Regions from separate parts of the Homo sapiens genome. Here region 2 is linked to region 1. A link is a contact called in ENCODE Hi-C or POLR2A ChIA-PET data. All regions are on one chromosome and are shown on one strand. Each heading gives the region's core, a stretch centred on a gene start or an enhancer-like site at or near the end of the contact. The rest is flanking DNA. Distances are from core to core; before and after follow the strand shown.

Region 1 (7,356 bases), core at 4,322-6,821:
ACCCGGAGCCCTGGATATGGGATGGGTGGGGAGAGGGGAGAGGAAGAGGAGAGAGCTTAGGACCCCCAGGGGTCCACCCCCAGCCCACTGCAGCTGCAGAACATCTCCCTTCAAGCGCAAGCTTTGCTTCTCAGTATAAGGTAGCCCACTCCTCCTAAGAAGGGATTTGCCCTTGCTTTGAACTTTATACCTTAAAGAGGAACACCTTTTGGTTGAGAGGCCAATAGAGAGCTGCATCCAGGTTAGGTTCTACCCTATTCAGCTTCTTGGGGAAGCCAGGAGACATCTTGAAATTAATGTAGCGCCACACCTTGTCTCCTGAGAGCATGTGAGGAAAGAACAAGTCACCTCTGTCCTCAGGTGATAGCTTTTGGTCTCCTCCGGTCCACCTATTCAGAAACTTCTCATCTCCCTCCCTTTTATAGTTTCTTTAAGATTAGGCCCTCCTCAAGTAAGACACTGTAACTAGCCTCCTTACCCTTAAAGAAGTGAATCCATTGTGTTCGAGGCGAGTAGACAGCAGCATCCAGGTTTCCGGGGAGCCCCTCCCAAAGGGCAGACACTCGGAACAAGGGGCCCGGTCCTGAATCTGATACAGTCCACACATAGTCCCCCTTGAAAGCATAGGTCTTCCCACGGGGCCCTGAGCGTAATGGTGTGTCAACAAGTCAAAAAGACAGAGGTCAAGTAGACAGAAACTTGGGGGTATCTCAGGCTGACTAACAATTTGCCCTCTCCCTGCAGGCTGATTCTTCAAAAATTCATTCAACTTTAATTCAAAGAGAAAATTAAAGGCAGACAAAGAGGACTCAGAATGCTTTGTTGCTCAGAGCGTTTCAGCTTTGGTCCACTCAACAAAACAAAAGCCCTGCAGATAGCTATTCCTCCTTAGGAACCTCACCCTCCCCTCCAAGTGGCTTCCTAGTTGTCCTTCCAACCAGGTGCACCCTCTCTAACAGGCAATCTGGGTAATATAGTTTTCTCCATCTTGCTGCATTTCCAGATGTGTTCTAGTGGCCCTTAGAGCGTGGCAGCCTTGGTAAGTGCCTGCCTAAGCCACCTTTAATTTGGCTCCGAACTCTCCCTCCCCATGTCACATGTCTCCTTCCATGGTCATTAATGCCTGGGGTCTAACCTCCATTGCTCATGCTGAAGTCCCATGTCACTCCCATTTGTCCAGGCCTCAGGATCAGCAGGCTGCCCCCACCGCCTGCCAACAGCCTGGAGGGGAGGGGCCTCACCCAGCATCATGGCATCCAGTTCACTACTGCAAGGGTCTGGCATGGGACTGGGTTCTGTGGGCACTGGGGGCACAGTGGGCAGCTCTGTCTCTTCTTCTTCCTCATCCCTTATCACTGGACTCTTCTTGCCTATAAGGTAAAGTAATGCTGCTTAGGGAGAGAACTCACAGCACCTGTCCTCCACACCAGTCTCCTGTAAGTTTTGCTCAGAGTCCCCATACAGAGGGGAAAAGGGAATCCTAGAGCGTTTTCATTTGTGGTAGGCAATATTATGTTGATATCAGCGGGAGACACGTTCTAGGTTTGAGAGACACCAGAAAGGGAGAAGGAGGATTGTTAAAATGTGCATTCTTGCCGGGTGTGGTGGCTCACGCCTATAATCCTAGGACTTTGGGAGGCTGAGGCGGGTGGATTGCCTGAGCTCAGGAATTTAAGACCAGCCTGGGCAACATGGTGAAACCCCATCTCTACTAAAATACAAAAACAATTAGCTGGGCGTGGTTGCGTGTGCCTGTAATCCCAGCTACTTGGGAGGCTGAGGCAGGAGAATGGCTTGAACCCGGGAGGCGGAGGTTGCAGTGAGCCAAGATCATGCCATTGCACTCCAGCCTGGGTGACAGAGTGAGGCTCTATCTCAAAAAAAAAAAAAAAAAAAAAGAAGGTGCATTCTCCATCCCCAAGCATGGGTGTAAGGAGAGAGGCCTGGAAGGAAGATTAGACATAGAAGAGTCTGAGAAAAACTGCTCCTGAAAATGAAGAAGCCTGAGTAACTGGGCTGGAGGAGAAGAAAGACACTAAGCTATATCCCTACATGGAGGCTAGACCTGTCTCTTCAAGCCTTGACGTGGGAGTCAGACTGACCCTCCCCCTCACTAGGGGGAGGGACTGACCATAGAGAGCCTGGATCCCTGCCACATCATCTGGGTGCAGCTTAAAGTGGGGCCGGTAGCCCTCGTAGACTGGGGCCATGAGGGCCTGGGAATATCGGGAGTGCCCAAGCCCCAGAGCATGGCCCACTTCATGGGCTGCAATGATGCGCAGGTTCACCCCACGGTAGGTCCCCTCAGTCCAGAACTCGTCTTCGTCGAAGTGCACACTGCCCAGCTCTGGGATGTCGGCATGGGCCAGGACTCTCCCTGGACAAAGGCAAAGGTGAACAGGAAGGAGGTCAGAGCCCGCTAGGCTAGAGCACACCCTGCCTATTATAAACTCTAATTAATGCATACCTTTAAAATTCCCCCAGCTATGTTCACTGTCTCTTGGATGCTTCTTTCTCCCCTTTCAGATTCCCCTGTCATCACCCAGTTCTCTCAGGAATGCCCATCACTGTCCCTTACCTTCCCAGCCACTCCCTGCTCTCTGACCCAGTCCTCTCTGGCCCATACCTCTAAGGTATGCCTTGAACAGGGGAACTTAAGGGAGAAAAAGAAGCATAGGCAGCCAGGGGTGATGGCTCACACCTGTAATCCCAACACTTTCAGAGGCCAAGGCAGGAGGATTGCTTGAGTACAGGAGTTTAAGACCAGCCTGGGCAACATAGCAAAACTTCATCTCTACAAAAATTAGCCAGGTGTGGTAGTGTTTGCCTGTAGTCTCTACCTGGGAGGCTGAGGCGGGAGGATCACTTGAGCCTGGGAGGTTGAGGCTGCAGTGAGCCATGATTGTGTCACTGTACTCCAGTCTGGGCAACAGAGTGAGACTGTCAAGCAAGCAAGAGAGAGGAAGGAAAGAAGGGAGGGAGGGAGGGAGGGAGAGAAGGAAGGAAGGGAGGGAGGGAGGGAGAGAGAGAAGGAGAGAAGGAAGGGAGGGAGGGAGAGAAGGAAGGGAGGGAGGGAAGGAGAGAGAAGGAGAGAAGGAAGGGAGGGAGGGAGGAAGTTTCAAACAGGAGGCTCCATGTAGATGACCAACTGCGCCCGTGCTCCCGTTAGGAGGTAATTAGAGAGCGTATGGTGCAGGTGGGATAAAGAGCAGCCCAAACATCAAGGTTCTAGAGTCACTGGTTCAAGGAGACAGAGGTAATCTCAGAGGTCTATGAGGTGGGAACTGAGAACTGTTGCCTACCAGGCCCATCAAAAGTATTGGAACAGTACGAGCTTTGGCGGCCATGGAAGGAGAGGCGGATGTCAGCCGCACCAGCCTGCACCTCTTGGAAGGTCAAGGGAGCCACATTGCTCCAGTCCTGGAAGGCTTGACGCAGGGCTGCCCGGGCTGTGTGGGGTGGAAGGGTGGAGGGCAGGTTCAAGATGCGGAAAGTCAGGTGCTTCTTTCTCCAGCGGCCTAGTTAATGACCAGAAAACAGATTAGAAATACAGATCCTTCTGCCAACCCCAGAGAGCTCCTCTGGGTTTAGGCACTCAACCCCCAAGACAGGTGACAACCAGGTAATCACCAGGTGATTATCTATTCAACACTGAGCTGGTCCAGACTGTCCTAATGCCACCCACACGCCAGAACCACATCACCCCCTCCTCTCCCTCTCTTTTCCAGGCTCTGTTCTCACCCAGCAACAGGTATTTAAGGGTCTTCTGGTTGAAGGGATCCTCTAGGCCACAACGAGGCTGCCTCATGCGGGCCCTTGTGGCATCATCCAGCTGACCTGAGACTGGAAGTTCAGATGCTTCCTGAAAAGCTCTGAAGGAGGGAGAGGGATGGGTCTACCAGGACAGGAAAATCTGAAATGACTGGGAGATGATTGCTCTTTGACTTCCTGCTGCCCAAGTTCATGGCCAAGAATAGCACAGAATCCCTGAAGCTGACAGGGTTACTCCAGCCTCCAGTCCTCATAACTGGGACTTTCTCTTCTGTTCTGCAGAAATGGAGATACTCCAGCTTCATCTCCCCATTTTCAGTGTCTTTTATTTGAGTAAGTTTGCCCTCAGGTGTAGCCTTCCTCCTCTACTGCAATCTTCCTTCCTTCCTTCCTTCCTTCCTTCCTTCCTTCCTTCCTTCCTTTCTTTTTCTTCTCTCTTTCTTTCTTCCTTTCTTTCTTTTTTGGTAGAGATGGGGTCTCATTATGTTGCCCAGGTTGCTGTCAAACTTCTGGGCTCAAGCAATCCCCCTGCCTGGATCTCCCAAAGTGCTGGGATTACAGGCGTGAGCCACCATGCCCAGCCCCTCTACTGCAATTTCTAACCTTCTCCTACTCTGTGGAGGTGTCTGGCTCCCCTGCTCTGGAGAGCTTTCCACTAGTGCTCCCACCTGACAGCCTGTCCTCCTTCAGCCTTCTCCCTTCCTGAATGGATACCCGTCCCAGCCCAGCTTGCCCTGGAGCAATTTCATCCATCTATGGACTGTCATAGGGCCTAGGGGCTTTTCAAGGGACCTGAACATATCTGAGAGCAGAAAGAAAAATAATCCATTACATCAACATATAAAACTATAAAATAGAAATAAATAAGTACCAAATTGAAGGCCCACAAAAGGTAATAGCATGTCAACAACTCAACTCAGTTTTACATATCATTACACTTTATGTGGACTATAACTAAATATTAGTATTTGAGATATGATGTGGGTAGAGACTCCAAAGGAATGCTTATGGCCTAGGAAGATCCAATGCCTGTATTCCTCATCTGTGAATCCCCATCTCACCCCATGCCCCACCACCATAATAATGATCGCCACCCATCTCTAAATCCCTGGCATGGTTTAGGGTCAGGAGGAGGTGGGCCTGGGGAGAGGAAGGGATGAGAAGGAAGAAGACCTTGAGACCTTAGCCCTAAAGGCATACACCTCATAGCTTCTCACCTCAGAGCCTCGGTGATATCTTCTGGCTTGAAGTTATTAGATCCTTCTAGAGGCTTCTGTAGGTACCCATATTGTGACAGGTAGTCCTATGATGGGAGTGGAGGTAAGCAGGTTAAAAGGGGGTTAGTCTCAGAGTAAAGCTTCTAAGTGACCTAACAGATCCATCAGGAGAGGAGGGACCTGATATGGAAGCACTAATGGAGAAGCACCTTAGAGAAGGGGCTCAGGTGGAACAAGGGGAAGCAGCGGGAGATGGGCAGGGTAGACCATGGGGCAGAGAGAGCAAGGGAAAGGCAGGCAGGCTGAAGGTCAGGAGGGAGGCTTCGATGGGGCTGTGGAGCAGTAACCCCTGTCCCTCCGCTGGCCCAGGTCTCTTTCTTGGGGGACTTACCACAGGCGCCACCTCTGCAAGCCCCAGGACCCGGCCTGAGACTGTCATGGGGAGTAGGAAGCCCAGCCACAGCTGCTGGCAGTTCATGGTCCCACCAGACGAGAGCTCCAGAGGCTGTCCGTGCCTCTGACCTGAGATTTCTGGGAGCCTTGGGGGAGCAGTGCTAGGCAGAGGGGCTCTTACCCCCAGTTCTTTTTACTCTCCAGCCTCTAGTCCTCTTTATAACAGCTGAGGGGAATTTGGGGGAGAGGCAGAGGGAGGTGACTCAGCCAAGAGATATGTTGCAATTCACCATTAACCCTTGCCCTACCAGAGAGCGGAAGCCAAAGAGAGTTCCCAATCGCTTCCCTCAGAGTCCTCTGCTGGAGATGGAAAAACTTCATACTGCCCTAGGGTGAGCATCCAGGCAGGACGAGAACCAGAATCTCTGGAGAGACTAGAGATAGGGATCATGGACATCCCCTGGAATTAGACATCAATGTGCCTCAGGGACCCTGGGCCAGCAAATCACTCCGCCCCTACCTTTGAGTCTCCCTAGAATAAGCTGAGAGGTAGGAAACAGCTGAGGTAGCTTGGGTTTCAGGTGAAGGAGTCAAGCGTGAAGTCTCAGTTTCTTTGTACCCAAGACCAAGTTGGGAATATAGATGCTCCTGCAACCTACTTATGTCTGCTTTAATAAAAAGTCATTATTTCAAGAATCTAATGAGCCTGGAATATGTGGGTGTAGGTGGGACTTAACAAGGGCACAAATAAGTAAAGGGCCCAGAGCCTACCCTCAGGGAGCTTACGGATCCAGTGAGGCAGATCCAGACACCTGGGAAGAGGGGAGCCAGCGTGCCAGGCCAGAGGTGATTCACCCTAAGGGGCTTGGGGCTGGGGGGAGGTTTGCTGAGAAGTCAGGCTTTGAGATGGGCTTTGAAGGCCAGCTAAGAATTGATGGGGTAAGGCCAGGCATGGTGGCTCGCTCCTGTAATCCTAGCACTTTGAAAGGCTGAGGTGGGTGAATCACTTGAGATCAAGAGTTCGAAACCAGCCTGACCAACATGGTGAAACCTTGTTTCTACTAAAAATACAAAAATTAGCCAGGTATGGTGGCGGGCGCCTGTAATCCCAGCTACTCGGCAGGCTGAGGCAGGAGAATCACGTGAACCCAGGAGGCAGAGGTTGCAGTGAGCTGAGATCACACCATTGCACTCCAGCCTGGGCAACAGAGCAAAAACTCCATCTCAAAAAAAAAAAGAATTGATAGGGTAAAAGGATACTGAGAGACAGACAGTGCAGGTCTTGAGTAAAAGTGCAGAGCTGAGAGACTGCTGTACTCAGTAAGTCAGAAGGGTCACGACTGCTTCATTCACCACTGAAGCCCGAGTGCCTACCCCAGGCCACCTCCATGCTTTCGAGGCTGTGCTTAATAAATCACTGTCAAAGAATGACCAGGGTGGGAAAGTGGTTGGGAGACAGAATTTGGAGAGGGCCTTAAATGCTATGCAAGGAAAAGAAGAAAAACTTACATTTAAAAATACCGGACGGGAGCAGTGGCTCACGTCTGTAATCCCAGCACTTTCGGAGGCTGAGGTGGGCGGACCATGAGGTCAGGAGTTTGAGACTAGCCTGGCCAACATAGCAAAATCTTGTCTCTACTAAAAATACAAAAATTAGCCAGGCGTGATGGCATGCGCCTGTAATCCCAGCTACTCGGGAGACTGAGGCAGGAGAATTGCTTGAACTGGGGAGGCGGAGATTGCAGTGAGCTGAGATCGCGCCACTGTACTCCAGCCTGGTGACAGAATGAGACTCTGTCTCAAAATTAGTTAATTAGTTAATTAATTAAAATAAAAATACCTATTATTGGGTGATGGGTGAACCAAAATCTCACAAATCACCACTAAACACTAAAGAATTTATGTAACCAAATACCACCTGTTCCCCAAAAACCTATGGAAATAAAAAATTAAAGGAATTAAAGTCCGGGCATGG
Region 2 (7,365 bases), core at 24-2,523, 680 kb after region 1:
AGGGGTTACTGGATATCATTCTTAAGTTTTTGGTTTCCTTTCTTGTTAAGGTTACGCCTACAAAGACATTCTTTGGAAACTAGTAGAGGTAAGTGTTGCAACTCTATTAGGTTCTTGACTCTGAAATTTGTATTCCTTCCTAAGAATTTTGTGTTTTTATTCTGTTGAAGCATATGCTTCTTAAGTATTTTTTTTTTTTAAACAGCTCAAAGACAACTCAAAGCAGACATCCCAACTGTAGACTTCAATTTAGACATAAACTCCAGGTTTGGTGAGTTACTGTAATTGTTTCAGTTTCATGGATCTTAAAGATGAGGAAATAGCAGGGTAAAGTGTTAAATAAGATAGCCTGCAATTGTTAGAGAAATAACAAGGCACCAAGTTTCATGATATAGTCCAGTCTGATAATTCCTTCTTAAGTATGAACTCATTCCTCGGAGAATCTGAAATAGGAGTGAGGGGCATCAGCCCATTGGTATGACCCAAGAGAAACACATCTAAGGATCTGAAACTAGTTATACCCCATACTCTGTTTTGCTTAGCTCTGCTCTTTGGTGTGTTCCTCTGTTTGTTCCTTTGTACATTAAGATCACTATAAATGGGCCAGGGGTGGTGGCTCATGCCTGTAATCCCAGCACTTTGGGAGGTTGAGTGGGTGGATCACTTGAGGTCAGGAGTTCGAGACCAGCCTGGCCAAGATGGCGAAACCCCGTCCCTACTAAAAAATACAAAAATCAGCTGGGTGTGGTGGTGGTCACCTGTAATCCCAGCTACTCGAGAGGCTGAGGCAGGAGAATTGCGGAAGGTGGAGGTTGCAGTGAGCCGGATCCGGGATTGCACCACTGCACTTCAGCCTGGGTGACAGACTAAAACTCTGTCTCAAAAAAAAAAAAAAAAAATCACTGTAAGTGTAAAGTAGGGGAAGCCCTGAGCTTATCTCACACACTCTAACTCTGTTTTTTTTTTTTTTTTTTTTTGCGTGTTCTCCAAGGCAATGTCTCAGGAGCCCCTTTAAAATCAAGCTTGAAATCTTATAGCTGAGATCTAAGGGTGGAAATAAAGCCCTCATTGTCTTTATATGAGAATCGGAACTTGTTCATAGAGGAAAGGGGATAAATTTGAAAGGGGTTAGACCTAAGAACTCTTCTTTCTAGCTTTAACTCCTGAGACTATGAAAAACAAACAAAAAAAAACATCTTGGGCATTAGGACCCAGTGGAAGTGCCTCTGCCTCATTCAGACTCTGTTAACTTCTCTCAGTGACGTAAAGGAGCAGCCCGAGCTCATTCTCTGCCCGCAGCCCCCCTTCATCTCTCTCCTCCTGCTCCTTTTCTCCTCCTTTCTCCTCCCCCTCCCTTTTTTCCTCCCTCCCTCTCCCCCTTTCCCTCGCTCCCCTCCTCCCTCCCTCCCCGTCTTTCTTACCCCCTCCCTTTCTCTCTCTCTCTCTCTCTCGCTCGTTCCCTAACATTAAAGAGAAAATGCTGCTATCCGTGACTTCCAGGCCCGGGATTTCGACTTTTGGCTACAATAGAAACAACAAGAAGGTAGGGAAAAGCGCTTTTTTGGTATCTAGCTACTTCTTTTTCTGGGGATCTTGCAATGCCCTTGGTTTTTACATTCTTTTTAAAGAGGGGAAGGGGCTTCCTCTCTCAAGATTCCTAATTCCTCACCGCGCTTCTCCCTTTTCCACTACTGCTTTCTGCATCTTTCCTCAACTGGTTCTGGAGTTCAGGGAACTTTCAGTCTCTGCGAGGCCTGAAAAGACAGGGGAATTAAAAACAAATCAAGCTTGCAAGTTTGTATCCTTATGAAATGAAGTTAGTTTGACTTCCTGCTGATGTATCAATCTCCACAAGGATAATATGTCATTTCAGACCCTGTCCCCCAGTCCACCCCACCCCACAAGATTATTTTATTTTTTGATTAACTGTTTCCATTCTCTCCCCAACCTTCCCTCCTACCCATACCACCAGTAGTATTAGATAGCTGAAATCATAGATAGTCAGAGAAACCACAACAGTTTATCAAGAGCTGGGTATACTCTTCTAGACTACAGATCCTACCCCACCCAGCCTATAGAGAAGGAGTCTTGAGAGACATCGCACCTTGGGATTAAGGCACAGAGCGCTGTGATACTTTGGATCTTGTATTTGAACTGATACTTGGACCTCTGCAGATAGCCAGACTTTGCAGTGATCCTAGGAGTCTTTATGATTAACCCATGGCTGCCAGAGAATTGTGCTGTCCTTGGGCACATGGGGAGAGATGGACAATCTTGTCCATATTTGACAAGGAATATATTTGGCAGTTTCTGGCATTTCAGGGCGCACAGCATACTGATTAGGAGGAATTTCATGCTGTAGCAGGAAGAAGACTCTTTACCCTCTCTTTGTGTTGTAGCTGTTCTTTGAAGAAAAAATGTGACATAGACATTTAGGGAATCTTTTGCTCATCTAATGGAATGTTGGAGGGTGAGGAACGATTCCTGCTGCTTTCTCATGTACCTAATGAGACCATTAGAGGTGGATTTAAACACAAGTGTCTGATCAATGCAGTGGGTAAATGTTTAGACCCAAAACACTTAATGTTGATTTATGGGCTTAGTCTGTGTGGTACTCATTTTGTTTATATCCTGAAGAAATATGGGTAGAGGGGAGAGGAAATGGGGAGCTATAGGTCAGAGGATACAAAGTAGTAGATATGTAGGATGAACAAATCCTGAGATCCAATGTACAACATGAGGACTATAGATGATAAAGTTGTACTGTATATGGGATTCATGCTAAATGAGCAGACTTTAGCTCCTCTTGCCACAAAAAGAAACAAAAGGGACAATTATGTGGGATGATTAATTTACTTCACTATAGTAACCTTTCTACTATCTATATGTATCCCGTAACATGTTGTATACCTTAAATATACACAATAAAATTTACTTTAAAAAAGAAATGAGGCTGGGCATGGTGGCTTATGCCTGTAATCCCAGCACTTGGGAGGCCAAGGTGGGTGGATCACTTGAGGTCAGGAGTTCGAGACCAGCCTGGTCAACATGGTGAAACCCCAAATTAGCTGGGCTTGGTGGCACGCGCCTGTAATCCCAGCTACTCAGGAGGCTGAAGCAGGAGAATCACTTGAACCTGGGGGACAGAGGTTGCAATGAGCCAGGATTGTGCCACTGCACTCCAGCCTGGGTGACAGAGCAAGACTCCATCTCAAAAAGAAATGAAATATGAGTTTATACACATTTGTTGGTTATCAATATATGTTTATATGTACATATACTGACATCCCTTTATCAAATATATGTATAGATAATACATTATATATTATACGTATATATTTGAAAGGGAAATATTTCACATGTCTTTATTCTTTTCAAACCTTGTAGAGTACCATGTGAAAATTTCTTTCCTGATTTTTTTCCCTCCTAGTTCTCTCAGGTTACCCAGAACTCATTAAAATAAAATGAATTCCCAAAATGAATTGCTTCCCTATTAGAGGTTTCACGTATTTGAAGCTATCTAAAAATCTCTTTTTGCTCTCTGCTCCCTCTCCCACCTTGGAGTATAGGAAAAAGTTAATTAGCTTCTAAATCTAGGATAGTATAGGGGACAAGAGGTATGGTTGTGGGTTTGGGTTGAAATCTCTTAGTAAGGTTTGACAATTCAGGAATTGTTGGAATTGGTTGGGGAGGATAGGTAGATACATAATTACTAATTACTAATGTATTTGTCAATTCTTTGGGTTCTTATAAGTCAATGTTATGATCAGATGTAAGGATGCTGTATCTGTGCATCACTCTGTGGCCATGCATATGACTCCTTTTGTGCCTATATAAGTTTGTGAACGTGGAGGGTTTTCATATTTTTATTTTTACTTTTTTTTTTTTTGAGATGGAGTCTCGCTCTGTCACCCAGGCTGGAGTGCAGTGGTGTGATCTCAGCTCACTGCAGCCTCCGCCTCCCAGGTTCAAGCAATTCTGCCTCAGCCTCACAAGTAGCTGGAACTACAGGAGTGCCACCACACCCGGACAATTTTTTTGTGTTCTTAGTAGAGACGGGGTTTCACCATGTTGGCCAGGCTGGTCTCAAACTCCTGACCTCAAGTGATCTGCCCTGCCTTGGACTCCCAAAGTGCTGAGATTATACTTTGAGTCACCAAGCCTGGCCCATATTTTTATTTATTTATTTGAGATGGAGTCTTGCTCTGTCGCGCCCAGGCTGGAATGCAGTGGCGTGATTTCGGCTCACTGCAACCTCCGCCTCCTGGGTTCAAGTGATTCTCCTGCCTCAGCTTTCTGACTAGTTGGGATTACAGGTGCCCGCCACCACGCCCAGCTAATTTTTTTGTATTTTTAGTAGAGACGGGGTTTCATCATGTTGGTCAGGCTGGTCTTGAACTCCTGACCTCAGGTAATCTGCCTGCCTCGGCCTCCCAAAGTGCTGGGATTACAGGCATGAGCCACTGCGCCTGGCCCCATATTTTTATTTTTATTTTACTTAATTTTTTTCCTCAACACTAGATGACCAGGGAGGGTGTTTTTAAACTATAGCATTATTACGTTGCTCTTTGTCTTGTCAAGTAGGGCTTACTGTGTTTCTGTTTTGGAAAGGGTTGTAGATGCATTTGCTTATGTAATTTGTGTATTTTCCATACTCAGTTAAATTTTATTTATTTGTTTATTTATTTATTTTGAGACAGAGTCTTACCCTGTCACCCAGGCTGGAGTCCAGTGGCGCGATCCTGGCTCCCTGCAACCTCAGTCTCCTGGGTTCAAGCGATTCTCCCGCCTCAACCTCCTGGGTAGCTGGGACTACAGGTGTGCGCCACCAGGCCCAGCTAAATTTTCTAATTTTAGTAGAGACGAGGTTTTGCCATGTTGCCCAGGCTGGTCTTGAACTCCTGGCCTCAAGCAATCTGCCTGCCTCGGGTTCCCAACGTGCTGGGATTACAGGCGTGAGCCACTGTCTGGCCCATTTATTTATTTATTTATTTTGAGACAGGGTATCACTCTGCAGTCTGGGCTGGAGGACAGTGCCATGATCTCGGCTCACTACAATCTCCAACCCCTGGGCTTAAGCGAGCCTCCCACCTCAGCCAACTTTTATATATAACTTTTTTGTTGTTTGTTTTCGAGACAGAGTCTCGCTCTGTCACCCAGGCTGGAGTGCAGTGGGGCGATCTCAGCTCACTGCAACCTCCGACTCCTGGGTTCAAGTGATTCTTCTGCCTCAGCCTCCTGAGTAGCTGGGATTACAGAGGCCCACCACCACGCCTGGCTAATTTTTTATATTTTTGGTAGAGATGGCGTTTCACCATGTCGGCCAGGCTGTTCTCGAACTCCTGACCTCAAGTGACCTGCCCACCTCGGCCTCCCAAAGTGCTAGGATTACAGGCGTGAGCCACCACGCCCTACCTATATATAACTTTTATATAAAAGTTACTGTTTCTTACTGAAACTAATGAAAGTTATTGTAAAAATTTAACTTTGGTGCTCACGCCTGTAATCCCAGCTCTTTGGGAGGTGGAAGTGGGCAGATGGCTCAAGGTCAGGAGTTTGAGACCAGCCTGGCCAACATGGTGAAACCCCGTCAATACTGAAAATACAAAAATTAGCCGGGTATGGTGGTGCACGCCTGTAGTCCCAGCTACTCAGAAGGCTGAGGCAGGAGAATCACTTGAACCCAGGAGGTGGATGTTGCAGTGAGCCGAGATTGTGCCACTGCACTGCAGCCTGGGCAACAGAGTGAGACTCCATCTCAAAAATAAATAAATAAATAAAATAAAATAAAATAAAACATAAAAGGTAGGATTATTTTATTTTGAAATACATACTTCACTTATCAGGAAAGATGTTTCCTGAGGAGCCCATGACAGTCATAGTTTTCTTACTCTTTATTGGCTGGTGGTAAATATGGGAATGCCGTCAACAAATGTATAATGCCTAATAAAGGCGGACTTTTTTCTCAGGAAGTAGTGTTAAATTTTTTTTTCCTTTCTTTGGAATTAAAATAGTTACTGAAGGGGAAAAATGTGGATTTCAAAGAGGGATTCTGCAAGATAATTTTGTGTTTTTTTTTTTTTAAACATCAGTTTTAATGCCCTTCAGTAACTTGGTTCATTAAAAAAAAAAAAAAAAGGCTGAAGTAAAAAGAGACAGGGTCTCAACACTGTTTCTTCAATGTTTGAAGAAGTTGCCAAAGTAGAGAGATTTGAGTATAGGTGAGATCGAAAGAGGAAATGTTTGGGACTAAAGGAATTTCAAACTTGTAAAGGGCCTAACCACGCCTTTCTTGACATCATCTCTCTGGCATGTGTTATTATAATTTAACTCCTCATAGGATCAACAACCATTTCCTTTGGAAAAAAAGAAAAGGGACTGTGTTTAACTTAGGATAATTTGCCTTCTCCAACGTACTTTTCATACATTTCTATTTCTTCTCAATGTTAATATATTGAAGACTGATGGGGAGTAGGAGGTGATGAAAGTAAGGCTGACTGGTGGGTACTGCCAGATCCTCATTCTTTGAGAAGCTTGTTACCTGAGATTGTCATGAGTGTTTACTCAGGAGAGAGAAGTGACAAACAGTGCTGGATTCACTTAGTACTTCTAACAGGATAGAGAATTTTCTCTGTGTATGTTTACTACTTTTCCTTCTAGTTTCCATCAAATCAAATGTAATAGGACTGAGAATTAAGAACTTGTCGGTCTAACATCTCTTGACTGGGGCAGCTGTTCTGTTATCAGTAATAAGTTAACTCAAATGGTTAAAGTTTAGTGGTAGGCCGGGCGCAGTGGCTCACGCCTGTAATCCCAGCACTTTGGGAGGCCAAGGTGAGTGGATCACCTGAGGTCAGGAGTTTGAGACCAGACTGGCCAACAGGATGAAACCCTGTCTCTACTAAATATACAAAAATTAGCCAGGCATGGTGGCAGGCACCAGTAATCTCAGTTACTTGGGAGGCTGAGGCAGGAGAATTGCTGGAACCTGGGAGGCAGAGGTTGCAGTGAGCCGAGATCGCGCCATTGCACTTCAGCCCGGGGCCGACAACAGCGAGACTCCATCTCAAAAAAACAAAAACAAACAAAAACAAAAACAAAAAAAAAACTTTAATGGCTATATATTACCTGCTGAACAAAGTGCAAATCTCTAGCCCAACACCTACTATCTGTCTGGCCTTTCCTTATCTTCCCCATCCCCCGCCACCCCCCCACCATGCCCCCTTGATACTGTTACATTTGCTCTACTGGCCAGTTACGTTAATGCAGTTTTCTGGATATGCCCTTTGGTTGCTGGTTTACATTTCTTATTCCATAGGAGAATATGCAATATGCAATATAACAAAAAATACAGAACAGAAACAG

What was found. A loop is a pair of places that touch in the nucleus more often than their neighbours do. ChIA-PET counts read pairs that join two places held with the same protein, here RNA polymerase II (POLR2A).
Region 2: a loop to region 1 is called in a map of ascending aorta, with 4 times the contacts of the local background. The contact joins the promoter of RBMS2 here to the promoter of MMP19 in region 1. A Hi-C loop is called at or near these places in 1 of 168 maps with a recorded cell type or tissue (ascending aorta). POLR2A ChIA-PET finds 5 or more read pairs at or near these places in 2 of 52 experiments (A673 and endothelial cell of umbilical vein).

Annotation. Positions count from the first base shown.
Region 1 is chr12:55,837,365-55,844,720 of GRCh38, forward strand. MMP19 (matrix metallopeptidase 19) reads right to left here and starts at 5,572. Exons shown (of 9, transcript NM_002429.6): 1 at 5,380-5,572; 2 at 4,989-5,074; 3 at 3,742-3,872; 4 at 3,303-3,518; 5 at 2,132-2,377; 6 at 1,242-1,370; 7 at 479-643; 8 at 191-318; 9 at 1-10. The coding sequence starts at 5,466.
Region 2 is chr12:56,520,547-56,527,911 of GRCh38, forward strand. It overlaps RBMS2 (RNA binding motif single stranded interacting protein 2), which reads left to right and starts at 1,274. Exons shown (of 14, transcript NM_002898.4): 1 at 1,274-1,543. The coding sequence starts at 1,478. RefSeq lists an enhancer at 1,709-2,452.